Regions from separate parts of the Homo sapiens genome. Here regions 2 and 3 are each linked to region 1. Evidence: read pairs that join two places in POLR2A ChIA-PET (ENCODE). Cell type or tissue: CD4-positive, alpha-beta T cell. All regions are shown on one strand. Region 1 overlaps UST (uronyl 2-sulfotransferase). Region 2 overlaps TAB2 (TGF-beta activated kinase 1 (MAP3K7) binding protein 2). Region 3 has its middle 11 kb from the start of ZC3H12D.

Evidence for each region. Peaks named below come from ENCODE experiments on the same cell type or tissue, not always from the same donor. Only the 100,000 strongest peaks of a DNase experiment are listed, where the experiment ranks them.
Region 2: POLR2A ChIA-PET joins it to region 1 with 7 read pairs; 2 of 35 experiments call an interaction of 5 or more read pairs at or near these places.
Region 3: POLR2A ChIA-PET joins it to region 1 with 5 read pairs; 5 of 35 experiments call an interaction of 5 or more read pairs at or near these places.

What each region holds. Positions count from the first base shown.
Region 1 is chr6:149,064,136-149,069,135 of GRCh38, reverse strand. All of the region lies in intron 7 of UST (uronyl 2-sulfotransferase), which reads right to left. Among named protein-coding and RNA genes, the nearest start is that of UST-AS2, 34 kb to the right of the region's middle. RefSeq lists enhancers at 2,735-3,144, 3,165-3,244. In CD4-positive, alpha-beta T cell, no CTCF peak of the experiment used is centred here; a DNase peak (open chromatin) is centred at 2,785; H3K4me3 peaks cover 489 bases; H3K27ac peaks cover 1,215 bases.
Region 2 is chr6:149,406,457-149,411,456 of GRCh38, reverse strand. TAB2 (TGF-beta activated kinase 1 (MAP3K7) binding protein 2) reads right to left here. Exons shown (of 7, transcript NM_001292034.3): 7 at 1-1,880. The coding sequence ends at 1,738. Among named protein-coding and RNA genes, the nearest start is that of SUMO4, 8.7 kb to the right of the region's middle. In CD4-positive, alpha-beta T cell, no CTCF peak of the experiment used is centred here; no DNase peak of the experiment used is centred here.
Region 3 is chr6:149,493,047-149,498,046 of GRCh38, reverse strand. No RefSeq gene overlaps it. Among named protein-coding and RNA genes, the nearest start is that of ZC3H12D, 11 kb to the right of the region's middle. RefSeq lists enhancers at 1,059-1,278, 847-1,347. In CD4-positive, alpha-beta T cell, no CTCF peak of the experiment used is centred here; DNase peaks (open chromatin) are centred at 1,206, 2,166, 2,546, 2,946 and 1 weaker place; H3K4me3 peaks cover 1,544 bases; H3K27ac peaks cover 2,511 bases.

The sequences.
Region 1 (5,000 bases):
AATGAATGAAGAAAATGTGGTATTATACACAATGGAATACTATTTGGCCATAAAAAAGAAAGAAATCATGTCATTTGCATCAACATGGATGGAACTGGAGGTCATCATGTTAAATGAAATAATCTAGGCACAGAAAGACAAAGATCGTGTATTTTCACTCATATATGGGAGCTAAAGAAGTTGACCACAAGGAGGGAGTAGGATGATACATACCAGAGGCTGGGAAGGATGTCTGGGTTGGAGAGCGGGCTGAAGAGAGGTTGGTTAATGGGTACAAATGTACAGTTATATAGAAGATGTAAGTTCTCATGCTCCATAGCAGAGTAGGGTGACTATAGTTAGCAACAATGTATTGTATGTTTCAAAGTAGCTAGAAAAAAAAATTCAAATGTTCCTAACACATAGAAATGATAAATACTCAAGGTGATGGATACCCTAAACACCCTGATTTGATCATTGCACATTCTATGCATGGAAAAAAATATCATACATATCCCATAAATATGTAAAATATTATACATCAATAAAATGTGATATTGTGTCCTTCAAGTACAAGTGAAAAGAACCAGGACATATTTGCACGATTAGTTAACTGATATGGTGCGAGATGGTGACAGTCCTGGCTGAGCCTAATGCTTTGTGGTATATTTTTATAGTAACAGCTACAGTTAATGGGAACTAATGTGTAGCAAGCACTGAGCTAAGCACTTGTACACACAATCATACTTAATCCTCACAATAACCCCTTGATGGAAGAGCCATTTTATACATGAGGAAACTGAGGCCAAGGCTATAACTCATTCAAGGTCATGCAGCCAGAAAGTGGCAGAGGTAGGAGGCTCCTCATGACAATCAGCTGCTGTGCTTTTGCTGTGTTGTTTCTTGGTGTGGACAGGTGAGAGGGCTATTACTGCTTCTCACACCTTTCTTCACAGTGTGGTAGAGCATAATGGTCAATGTCCAGGCCTAGAGCCTACTACTCCTCCTGCTGACTGAGGCACCCAAACTTAACAACCGATCTCACAGGAAACTGGCAGGTGTTTTGGAGGGAATGGCTAATGGCTTTATAGTTTGGGAGGAGAAAAGGGCCGATTAAAAAAAAATTGGGCACGATCATCTCTGGGTCCAATACTCAGAGTCAGTGATGAAAACCACCCCAACAACCACTATTTGCAGAGTTCCACCTGAGAGGTAAAACTGCGTCCTGGTGGTTTATTTAGATTAAACTTGTAATTTTGTGTTTCCAGTAGGAAACATTCTATCCCAGGCAGAAATTGACCTAGTATTTACCATGTTCGGAAAACGACAGACTTCTGGTGATAACCAGCATCTAAAATCCCAGTGCACTCCATCGACTCTATGACTGGAAAGTACTGGCTCTTATGATTTCACTCAGAGCCCCCTACATTGACATATCTTATCCAACTTTTATACAGTAATGAGAGGTCTTTAATAAGATTGATATTTGATAAGATCCCAGGTAGCCTTTCCAACCAAATTTTAATTGCATGTCACCTTACCAGCCTGACAAAAGTGCTTTGGCTATTTGATAGTGCTAGTCAGAACATGAGGAGGCCCAGCCCTATGTTTGCTAGAACACTCCACAGAGAGGACAGACTTTTAAGACAAGAGGGAAGGGGGACTTTTTCATGTTTGGCTACAAGGCAAGAGCTTTAAAAGATCCTTTCTTGAATAGTTAAGGATCCAGGGAGGGTGACCGCCAAATATGGCAACTTGGTATGGCGATATTTCAAATTGAAGGCCATTGGAGACCAGTACATCCTGGATGAAGCTGTTCTCTGAAGTTCCCTTATCTACCTAGAAATTGGACCTGCCAAAGAGGAACAAAATTGCCTTCAGTCACCTCCCCTAAAATTTCATTAATCAGAGAAGATCAAAACTCATGTCACAGAGGAAGGGACTGAAGATTAAACACCACACTCAGAGCTCAGATGAACGTTGTCCCAAACTATTGCCTGTTCTTGGGTCCCATTCAGTTCCCAAAGAGAATTATTTACCTTCCATTGTCTGAGCATTGGGCCCATTCATTCCCCTTAAATATCATTTACTACTCTTCAAAATTGCCACATTTAACCTCCATTTCCCCTTTCCCTATGAAGAAAGGTATAGAAAAAAGCTGGACCTCCCTGGGTTATGAGGTAACCACTCTCCTGTGATTTTCTCCTGTGTAGCATTTTATTTTTAAGAGGTAGGGTCTTGCTCTGTTGCCCAGGCTAGAGTGCAGTGGTGGCTCACTGCAGCCTCAAACTCCTGGGCTCAAGCGATCCTCCCCTCAACCTCCTGAGTATTTGGGACTACAGGAGTGAGCTACCATGCTCAGTTTCATGCATATTAATAAATTTTATTCCTTTTTTTCCTGTTAATCTGCCTATTGTAAGTTCATTTTCAAGTAAGCTTCAGAGGGTGGAGGAGAAGCTTTTCCTGTTACCCCTCCAATAACAACAGATTGTCTCGTGTATTTCAGTTACTTCAGTCTTCCTTACTCTTCTTAATCCCTCCCTAAATCCCCCGTCTAAACATGAGGGTCAGTATCAGCTGGTTTGGCAGATTCTTATGGGATCTAATGTTTCCCCAAGCTCTAGTTTTGCATTAATATCCAATTCTTGCTTCATTTGTCTACCCACCCTGCCTCCTTGGAGTTTCCTTCTCTCCCTCATCCACCCCCTCTTCTTCATTGTCAACCTCTCCCTCTCAACTGGCTCCTTGCCATCAAAACTCACTTCCCTTCTTGAAAAAACCCTTGTCTCATGCACCCTCCCTCTTTCATCTTTTCTCTCTCCTCCCCATCACAGCCCAACTTCCTGAAGAGCTGTCTACATTTGTTGTAACATTTTCAGCTTACGTACGTGACTGAACTCACCAAAACCTGCTTTCTGTTCCTTCTGTACTCCATTCAGTTACTCTCGCTTCCTTGTTGGTAGCTCAGAGGGCGCCTCACAGCATGACCCCATCACACTGTGGGCCACACACTCCATTTTGAAACCCCTGCATCTGCAACAGTGTTTTCCTGGCACCCTCACCTCTCTCTGATCACTCCCTTTCCATCTTCTCTACGCCCTCCTCTTTCCCAGCCTGTCTTATAAAGACCAGTCCTCCTCAGGCTCTGTTCCAGCCTCTTCCCTTCTCCCTGGTTACTCCCTGGGTGGCAGCATCCAACCCTCTATCCTTTAGTCCTCATAGCACTGTGAACAACAAAATGAACAGTTTATATAAACAATGACAGCTTTTTTGACCTTCGTTTTCCACAGAGCTGCCAAATTTAATAAGGTTAATGACATTGCCAGAGGGTTATGTCGCGGTCAGAAACAGGAGTGCTATTTTGTGCCAGGAGAAACAGAGACTCAGATTCAACCAATATTGATGGGGAACACCCATTATGAGTTTGGATCATCATATACATTATTTTATTTGATATTCTCAATAACCCTGTGAGGTGAATATCATGACCCCTCTTTTGCAGATGGAGAAATAGAAACTTACCCAAGGTCACATAGCTGGCTGGTAAGTGAAAAAACGAATTTGAATCTGGGTCCCCATCTATGTTGAGATTTTTCCCTAACTTTAAGTACTGCACCATAACCAGGGCAGCTTTCATGAGCCTGTAGAAAACTATCACCTTCATATGGAAAGACCAGAGGTGGTTTGTCTTGTATAATAAGCAGAGAATTCTTAAAAATCTCATTTCAAAGACATATGGATGTGTGTCTTGCTGTACGATAATCGGTGCTATGGAAAAGTCATTCCATTGCTAAGTTTTCCACATTTTTGTAAAATGCCAGACTTTCCATCCAAACAAAACAAAGCTACATGGACTATGGAATCAGCCTCTCTCCAGACTGCCATAATAGCAGCTCTAGAGGAAGTTGTTAGGATTTTTTTTCAAATAATTGTTGTTATTTCAGCCACAAAACAATTATGCTTTAAAAATCTATACTTATTAGTAGCATTCCTTGGGAAGGGAAGAAGCCCTCGTTAGGTGAGCACATACTGTCGGATTAACCATGAAGAAGTGAAGACCTCACTCCATGAGCGTTCTCTGATCCTAGCAGGAACTGAGAGTAACTTCAAGGGGCTCATGTCTCTTGTGCCCACTGATAAACATTTTAAAAGAAAGAGACGAATACAGAGCTCCTCCCTTTAAGACAGGGTGGCAAAAAGGCAGCCCAAGATCGGACTGGCAGGCAATGTGTTGTTTGGCCCGTGGGGTATTTTTTTTTTTTTAGAAATGGATTCAGTTGTTGTAAGGCTTGGTCTATTTCACATGGAAAGCTGGATTTCTGGCTTTTCTCAAAGGGCGGCTACATTCTTCTGGAGCCAAGTGTGACTGCCCCCGTGAAAGAGGCCAGGGCTTTCCAGTTTGCCTCAGACTCTAAATGCCGGTTCATTCTTTTATGTTACCTGACTGGCTGTTATAGAAAGTCGAGTTTTATGCTTCTGCTTTAAAGATTCTAAAATTCAGGCTTTCATAAACCTAGAGAGTAAGTGCTTCTCGTCAAAATCAAGGCTTCAATTAGGCCTCACTGGTGTGCCCAATATCATCTTCCTTCCCTCTTTCTGCAAAGATTTGTTGAATAGCTATTCTGCACCACGCACAGGAATTGTTGCAGTGAATGGGGCATCATCATCATCACCATCATCATCATCATCAGTTGGCACTTTGAGAGCTTTCTCTGTGCCAAGAATTGTAAGATATCTAAACACACATTTAATCCTTATAAAGCTCCCAGTGCTGTAGAGGTCTCTTATTATCACCATTTAAAGCTGTGGCATTGGAATTTAGAAGTTTGTGCAGGCTCACACAGCTGGTAAGTGGTGAAGCCCGAAGTTGGGTGTGGGGAAGTCTGACTAATGAGCCCAGGTTCTTAACTCTCCACATTGCTGACGAGTGGATGGAGCTCACAGTCTAAGGGAGATGCCTGCTCACAAGGCTTGTCACCATGGGGGCAGAGAGGGCATCTCACTCTGATTCATTTGCTGGA
Region 2 (5,000 bases), 340 kb before region 1:
CTGCAGATGAAGCTGAAAAACAAGGCCTATTTTAAAAATAAATTGCATCAAACGTAAGGGCTTTGGGTCTATGGTTTAATTACCTAGGATTGTCATATTTCTTCCCATATACAAAATGCAAAGCCTGAAAGTTAGGGCTCTGACATTCATAGAGATCAACTGTAATAATCCCATTTAAAACACAGCCACTTGCAAACATTTACAGTGGGTGGTAGTCTATATTATCTTCCATCCTTTGCTCTATTTCAGCACTTCCCTTAGCCCCATTCTAAGCACTCATATAATTTCATAATTCTGTCTTTTTAAATGCATACTGTTCTTTTTCTTGATTTCAGTTATATACATTCCTGATCATCTGAATATTTTCCTTACAAAAATATATCATCAAAATAAAGAGATGCTTGAGGTTGCTTCAGTGTTCAAGTTTGCTTGTTTTTTTTTCCAGCTTTTCTTCAGTTGTCCTAAATATGGCTAGCCTTGTTTTATAAATACACATGATACTGTCACCAAGTCAGGATTAGAAATGGACTGCCCCAACAGTAAAGCATTTAAACTTCTCTCCAAAAAAAGGGCTGTAGGTACTGCTGCTGTTGCTGGTTTTGAGACTGTACTTTCCCAATAACAACTGCTTGTGCAAGTTCTGTGGGACACCAAGCAGATGAAGCTTAACCTTGTTGTTCTGTCAGTGGGTTAAAAATATCTTTTGTTTTAAGCTTCCCTGTGGAAGACAAACACTGTGTTGTGTCACCCACTGCTCAAGTCAGTATTTAATGTGACCTACAGACATCACTTCTGTAATATCATCTGCAATTCACTGTGCAGCATCTGCCTGTCTTCACACAACATTGGAACTCATGAGGGCAAAGTACAGAATAAGTAGAGGAAAGTTATTCTGTGCATACTTTCATCTCATTAATGCTTTTTTATTTTAAGGCATTGTTCCTCTCAGGTAAGGCTTAAAAAGGGACATGATCGTGCTTAATTACTAAAAGGAAAAAAGAAAATTAGTTAACAAAAGGCTATTACACTATACATATAGAAATATAAGAAAATAATCAAGAAGAAAAGAAATCACTTAAAGCAGACTCGAGAGATCTGTACAGTAGGAAAAGCTTTGGGGTATTTCGCTGCACATTTGTACAGACAATGCATGCTGCTTTCCTTTGCATCTTTAGCCCCTAGATGCTGGCTTCACAGAGTGGAGACACGTTCAGGGAAGACAAAGACAAGGCCAAGAGTACCACAGATTTCTGAAGTTCTTCCCTATCCAATGGCACTATGCGGCAGCAAATGGTTCTTAAATAGTTAAACCTTGTTCCTTTTCTTCGTGTATGTAGTGTTTCACTGAAAGCTTTACAAATAAAACAAGCTATCATTCTATTCCTTCCTCCTGTCAAAATTCAGTAGTGACATGAGGGGAAAAAGGTATTGGGAACACCTAGGTGTTAACATATTGAGAATTATCCATAATGGGACACTGGTAACACTGTACACAGTTAGGCAGTGGGCAACCAAGTCTTTCAGCAGATTACTTTTCATGTGATGAATTTCAACTGCTCATGACATTATACTGAGGTATTATTAGCTCTGTGGGCTGACATTTAACATTAGCAGAACACCATCTTGTCACACCTTCAATTTGACAAAATCCTATGTAGCAGTGAAACTTTTTCCCGATGACAGACTAGTTTCTTGAACTTTAGATGTGGTTTTAGAGAAGATACAGGGCCATTTGGCTCAGAAATGCCTTGGCATCTCACACTGTTCACAGCGAATTAAGGCTGGATGGTTCAAAAAAGTACAGGCGGTACAATTCCACTGAGCTCCCTCATCATCTTCTGTGTCTTGAGTCTTTGGTGTTTTGATGATGGACCTTTGATCTGTAAGAAAGAAAAAAATTATTTTATAAGTAAAAAATCACAAAGTCTAAAAAATTACAGGCAACTTTAAACACCATTTGTAGTGCACAGCCTGATGCAGCTTGCTCCCCAAATGGGGCATCTAGCTGACACTGACACACATGCTCGATCACTACCAACCTCTATCTAGTTGGCACTTCTCCCTCTGGGAAATACAACATGAACATGATGTAATCACCTCCAATCTCCTTAAAGGAGAAAACAGCATCATTACCTACAATTTATAGTAGAATAAAGGGTATCTAATAGCAAAGATTCCCATAATACCACTCAAGATTGTAAAAAGCTGTCCTACTGCAAAACAATACTGTCAGTGTACATAAGTCTCATTAGAGTTTCGTTTCCCACTGCAGTAGTATTTATATTCGTTTTCTACCAGAAAGGGCAGTTTTTTTTGTCAATTCATGTTCTCCATCTGCCAAAAATGTAAGCCTTGGATGACACAAATAAAATATAAACTAGTATCTAACGTCTTATCCACAGACTCTGGAGAAGTAAATCTATGTAAAAATTTTACCATACTTTATTTTTAAAAACCACATTTGGTATGGTAAAGTAGAAAGAACACTAGAATTGAGAGTTGTGAGAATGGAGTTCTGTTCCAGGCTCTGCTACTAATTCCTGAATACTTTGCTCTGTGATCTCAGATAAATCATATACATTCTAGGTCTCTTTGTTTCTTACTTATAAAATAAAGGTCACTGGAACTCTAAGAGACCAATGTTCTAGAATGTTTATATGGATAGTGGTATCTTAAATACAGAGAATAATTATATTCCTCAAAGGTTATCTCTAACAAGCGATTACATTTATAAAACTACTTAAAAAAATTTGGGTCCCATAATGAAATTAGAACAGTATTCCTACAAATTAATTTTGGGAGGTTTAAAGTAAAAGGAGCATGCATTGTTGAATTTTTCCTGTCAAGGTTATTAATTTGAAGAATCAAACCTATGTTAAAACAATGTATATTAATATGCAAATTCCACCTACCCTACTGATAACTTTTCTATTTTAAAAGAGAGACTATTGTAACAAGTAAATAAAAATACAGAAGTCAAATTTTATGACAAATTTTAAATAATTAAGTGATATTTGGTACTTTGTACCCCTTTAGCAGCACCTTTCTTACTCATTGTACAGAAATTTTCTTGCTAAGTCCTCAACTTTAGGTGTTGGCTTTCCATTGTCACAATTTTTGCCACATGCACAACCAACTTGAATGGTGTTTATACAGTATTTTCCCCAAACTGAATAATTTTAAAACAAACATCGAATTAAGTCTTATCCTAAGTAAAAATATCTAAAAAAATCAAGGGTCTGACAATACCAGTTACTATGCCCTGAAACAACTGAAAAGAAATACAGTTTAAAAAACTTTTGACTTTTTACCACGTAAAATCATCTCACATTCCACATCTGGGAAACATTTTATAGAATAATTGTTTTAATCTGGGGATCCATCCTACTTACTAAAATTTTGGTCTCAGGCATTAGAAAACATTTTCACCTGACACGTTTTTAGTAAAACCTTGTTGATTCTGTTTAACTGCAAAGGTTAAAATTTTAGGAAGAGTGACCATAAGGAAGTCCCTTTTTACACTTCAATGTATTATTAAATGCCAGCAAATTTTTGATTATTTAAGTAATATCTAAGGCAATCAATAAGGGATCTATAAAATTTTTCTTAAATGAAAAATCTCCAGTGGTTTTCTTATAATCTCACTTGGTAAACTTAGAATTATGATTTTTTTTTTTTTTAATTAGAGGTGTTCGGAAACTAAATAACCAAAATTGGAAAAAAGAGGAAATTAGATCACAAACAATGGTCTAAACACATTTAATTTTAGCTGTTAAAAAAATCTCTACATTATGAAGCAGAACTGACTTCAAGGACTAAATTTCTATTCATGAAGTTAATGTGTATTTTAGCTTTATTGCAAAAAATTATTGATTCCTTATTTCTCCCAAAACAGCCAGCATACAAACTTCTATCTTTCATGTAAAAACTTTTAAGTAATGGATGTTTTTATTGGACCTTTCTTATTACAGAAAATTTCAAACATATATAAAAGTAGAGAGGACAGCAAAATGAACCTTCATATACTCATCCCACTTCAACAACTGTCAAGACCAATTTTATTTCACTTATGTGAAATAACAGATTATTATTATTCTGAAGTAACAGATTATGTTGAAGCAAAAGAGGAAACTTTTCATAAGAAAAAATTCTTATTTTTCAAAAAGGGTAGGAAGATTATACTAAGGAAAATCATTCAGTGTCTGAAAAACACATCTTGCATATTTTAGAGTTAGTGCTTATACCGCTGTCATCTCTACTGCTTTATTCAATTAACATCCAAATAGCATCTAGTCTCTGAACATTTGCTTACTGTGTCAAATGCCCTAATCTCACTCTCATCCTCTGTAATAACTTTTCATTGTATTCCAGCTATATTTAAAAACATTTAAATAAAATATGAGGACAGAGCTACACCTAATTATACATAAAAATGAAGGAGGCTGGGCGCTGTGGCTCACGCCTGTAATCCCAGCACTTTGGGAGGCCGAGACGGGTGGATCACTTTAGGTCAGGAGTTCAAGACCAGCTTGACCAACGTGGAGAAACCCCGTCTGTACTAAAAATACAAAATTAGCTGGGCGTGGTGGCGCATGCCTGTAATCCATCTACTTGGGAAGCTGAGGCAGGAGAATGGCTTGAACCTGGGAGGCAGAGGTTGTGGTGAGCCGAGATTGCGCCATTGCACTCCAGCCTGGGCAACAACAGCGAAACTCTGTCTCAAAAAAATAAAAAATAAACAAACAAACAAACAAACAAAAATGAAGTAGAGTACAAAAATTAGAATGTGAAAGGAGAATGTGAAAATTCTTGTAACAAACTAAAGACCAGTAATATACTAGTTCTTCCTTGTTCCCATTTCTTTTTCTTTTCCTGCAATAAAACTTTATTGACAAAAACAGACGGCAGGCTGGATTTGGTCCATGGGTCACTGTTTGCCAGCCACTTGTCTAAAACCCAGTTTAACATGGTATTCCTACCAGTATGTAGACATGTGAACA
Region 3 (5,000 bases), 430 kb before region 1:
TATGTAAGGCTTTCTCCTCTTGTTCTTTGTATCTTAACTCATATTATCCAGATAGTTTATTCTGAATAATTGTTTCAGGTCTATATTCCAGGTCACCCACTCTTTTTCACATAAGCCCAGTCTCTTATTTAACCCATCCACTGAATTTTTAATTTCAGTAATTTTTTGTTTTTGGAGTTCTGTTTGATTCTTTCTTGAATTTTCCTGGTTATTTTTGATTTTCTGTTGTTCTTTGCTCATTTATTTCCACTCTGTTTTATTTACATAATTATATTGTTTCTGATAATTCCAGTATCTTAATTTCTTAAGAATTAAAAAAGTTTTCCTGCTGACCCTTGTGCGTACTGGCTTATTTCCTTGTGTGTTTCAGATTTTTTTCCCCTTAAATTGGGAGGACATACTTTGGGACTCCTAAGGTACCTAAAATGAAGATGCTTTTCTCCAGAGAGGATGCATATTTACCTTTCAGACTCCAGGTGATGCAATCACTTGGGGCCACTTTCATTTGTGGCTTGGAATTTCCATGTGCAAGCATAATGTATTTTTGAACCCTAGACCTTGATGAAAGTTGACAAAGTATCAGGGAAAACATATCTAGCATTAAGATCTCCCATCTATACCCCCATCATTGCAGAACTGGGTAAAACGCAGGTGTTGTTTTTTTGTTTTTTGTTTTTTTGAGATGGAGTCTTGCTCTGTCACCCAGGCTGGAGTGCAGTGGTGCGATCTCAGCTCATTGCAACCTCCGCCTCCACCTCCCGGGTTCAAGCGATTCTCCTGCCTCAGCCTCCTGAGTAGCTGGGACTACAGGTGCCTGCCACCACGCCTGGCTAATTTTTGTGTTTTTAGTAGAGATGGGGTTTCACCATATTGGCCAGGCTGGTCTCGAACTCCTGACCTTGTGATCCGCCCGCCTCGGCCTCCCACAGTGCTGGAATTACAGCCGTGAGCCACCGTGCCCAGCCTTAGTGGTTTTTTTCCTAGCCCAGTCTTTCTCTGACGAACTTGTTTTAGGTGAGCTCTTCTATTATAGTCTCCTGGCTTCATGTGAAGATCTTAGGCTCAGCTTCCCAGTTCTCTTTTAGGTCCAAAGCCTTGTCTTTATAAATATCCCTCATCACTGTGACCTGAAGTCCTTAGTCCCCAGCTGTGCAGGCAAGGGCATCCTGGCTAGTGGCCTGTTTACCATTTTGTTAATATATTTGTGAGTCATGAGGAATTTCCCTGTCTTGCAGTCTCATCAGTGCATGTAAAAGTATGATTGCTGGCTGAGTGCAGTGGCTCACGCCTGTAATCCCAGCACTCTGGGAGGCCGAGATGGGCGGGTCACCTGAGATCAGGAGTTCAAGACCAGTCTGGCCAATATGGTGAAACCCTGTCTCTACTAAAAATACAAAAAATTAGCTGGGCGTGGTGGTGCATGCCTGCAATCTCAGCTACTCGGGACGCTGAGGCAGAAGAATTCCTTGAACCCGGGAGGCGGAGGTTGCAGTGAGCTGAGATCACACCATTGCACTTCAGCCTGGGCAACAAGAGTGAAACGCCATCTCTAAATAAATAAAGTATGATTGCTGTAATTTATCCAGCATGTGGATGTTGTATGGAGGAGGTGGGAGGGGGCGGTTACAATTCAGAATATCTAGTTCACCATACAGCTAAGAGCAGTTGTCTCCCTGCTATTGTACATAATTCTTAGCCATGAATAGAAAACATTTTAAATACATAAGAAACTATCACTCTGAATATAGAAAAATACATACTGTTCATACAGAAGATTCTAAAATGTAGTCTGAAAGAATGAATGCACAAGGGAGAAATGTTGGTTGCAGGTGATGGAGCAGTGAGAGGAAATAACCTCCTCACTCCCGAAGCTTGATTCAGTAGATCCAGTGGGAAAAACCAAAGTAGTAAAAATGTTTGAACCTATCATTGCAAGGCAAAACTCTCCTTAATTGCAAATGCTGCAATTAGGTATGAGAAACTGGTTTTAACAAAGATGTGTGTACAGAAACGTAGTGTTCATCACGTATCCTTGATTAGATGCAGCGCAGTCTTGGCTTCATGATACTACTACTAATCTACGGTAAAGTGGCCATGTTTCCTATTTCTTCTCTTTTGCTTCTCTAGGTTTTAGGTGAACTCTTAAAACCAGTCTCCATTTATATATTCTACTGGCTTTTGCTAACCTGTCCCCGCAACCCCTCCCCCGGAAAAAAGATTGAGTGAGCTGTTGGTAGTCAGATATTTTTTAAGTTAAAAAGCTGTTTGGGGCTGGGTGTGGTGGCTCACCTGTGATCCCAGCACTTTGGGAGGCTGAGGCAGGCGGATCACCTGAGGTCAGGAATTCGAAACCAACCTGGCCAACATCGTGAACCCCTGTCCCTACTAAAAACACAAAAATTAGCTGGGTGTGGTGGCAGGTGCCTGTAATCCCAGCTACTCAGGTGGCTGAGGCAGGAGAATTGCTTGAACCTGGGAGGCGGAGGTTGCAGTGAGCCGAGATCGTGCCATTGCACTCCAGCCTGGGTGACGAGTGGAACTGCATCTCAAAAACAAAAAATGAAACAAAACAAAACAAAACACCAAAACTATTTGGAGCCTAACATTTCTCAGTTATTATAACTTCACTGTAAGGTTTCAGCTTAATCTTTCTTACCAGTTGAATTTTCAAAGATTTTGATCAGAACTATTAAAGGCTAAATAAAAGAAACTTTAAATACACTCAGCAATCATACTTTTACAAGTGTCTTTTAATAAATTAGTTGCTTTTTAGTTACTGAAAAACATATTTCATCTTGGTTTTCTACTCATCATAAAAACATTTAATCTTAAGTTTGACATTTCTTACCCCATCTAGACTGAGTCACAAAGAATGCATAATAGCTAGTAAAATCGAAATCACAGGAACCTTACCTTTCAGTGGCTGTTGCTATGAAACCATGTTTTGATGGGAAATTTGAGAGAACCCTGGGCTTCCTGTTATTAAATGACAGATTGTGGAGATCCCCTTGATTTTCAAAACTCTTTTTTTTTTTTTTTCAAGACGGGGTCTTGCTCTTGTCACCCAGGCTGGAGTGCAATGGTACGATCTTGGCTTACCACAACCTCCGCCTCCCAGGTTCAAGTGATTCTCCTGCCTCAGCCTCCCAAGTAGCTTGAATTACAGGCACCTGCCATCATGCCCTGCTAATTTTTGTTATTTTTAGTAGAGACAGGGTTTCACCATGTTAGCCAGGCTGGTCTTGAACACCTGACCTCAAGTGATCTAAGAGCCTCAGCCTCCCAAAGTGCTGGGATTATAGGCATGAGCCACCACACCCAGCCCAGAACTCTTTTTAAAGCAAGTCATTTTAATTACTCTTCTGCTAATGGGAAAATCTATATTCTTACCTTATTTTACCCACATTCGACTACTAGTTAGGCTTAATTTTGCTAGGGGCACTGTCAAGAGTTAACAATTTTATGTTTTCGCCTCCTCTGCTATTCTTTGTTCATTGAATGGGCAGATGAGCAGGGTTTTTGAGTGATGTTTTTATGGGCAATTAAAAAGTTGTATTGGCTGGGCACGGTGGCTCATGCTTGTAATCTCAGCACTCTGGGAGGCTGAGGCACTGATCCACCTCAAGTGGATCACTTGAGGTCAGAGGTTTGAGATGAGCCTGGCCAACATGGTGAAACCCTGTCTCTACTACAAAAATTAGCCAGGTGTGGTGATGCACACCTGCAATCCCAGCTGTTTGGGAGGCTGAGGCAGGAGAATCACTTGAACCCAGGAGGCGGAGGCTGCAGGGAGCTGAGATCACGTCATTGCACTCCAGCCTGGGCAACAGAGCGAGACTCAGTCTCAAAAAAAAAAAAAAGTTGTATTGCTGTTATTTACTTAAATGAGTAGAGTACTAGGAAGCTGGACACACATAAAGGTTGCAAATACAGTATCATTCTAGCAAGAGAGTTTGTGTAGAAAGAGAAGTTAGGTAATGCTTCTTTGTTGCTATGAATCTACAACAAGACCAGTGACCTCTGGCTCCTGAAAAAGAGAAAAGTTTTGTTTGCTTGGTTTGGTGGAGAGAGCTGGGGAAACCTGAGTCAGGAACAAAGGCATATGAAGGTGGTAACGAGCCAGGTGCAGAGGGAGAGCAGGGCGGTGTCTGACTACTGCCGAGGCTGGGAAGGCAATGAGTGTCAGGAGGGAAGAGGAAATTGGGAAAGGGAGAGTCCCAAATGCAAAACTGAGAAGCTTGGATTTGCTTCGCCAGGCCCCAGAAAATAAGGAAGAAAGTGGCACTGGGATAGCTGAGAAAAGTTACTCTGGGCGTTGCATGTAGGACCTTTACCATGGGTTGGCACCACAGTCCTCACATGGCATTGAACACGATTTCATTCAATATCGATTCCACACATCACCCCAAATGCAGACGTATATCAAGCAGGCTTCCCAGAGGAGATGATGCAGACGCTGAGGACTTTGATATCTCTTCTGCATTTGATATCCAAGTTGGTGCAGTGCTAGAACGTAGAACAGGCACAACGACAACAACGTTAAAGTCATACAGTCTTTGTTACATAATCACTCATTTGTTATCACAGAAATAATACCAGTATCTTCAGCATGACCAGGGATGGATGTGGTTTTAGTAAACCTGATAGGGTGTAAGCAGGATCAGAATGGAGCCCACATGGTCGACCGTGGCCTGTGCTGCGTTCATGGGATGTGTAGCTGAGGGCTGACCTGGAAGCATCTTGGGCACAGGCTCTTTGTTGGATTCATGGCACAGGAGAGAGTGCCTCACATAGAGCAAGAAAGTAGCCTCGAAAGCACTGCAATCTCAGCAGGTGGCAGTGCACACTTTTAACTTCATGATAAGTGATGTTTCATTGTTGTATTGATCATTTTCTACTACTCACTTTCTAAGAACGCACAAAAAACACACACTCATGGTCTTTTCCCCTGGCATATGTTTACAGGAAATAACACGACAGGCATGACCATGATACATGCT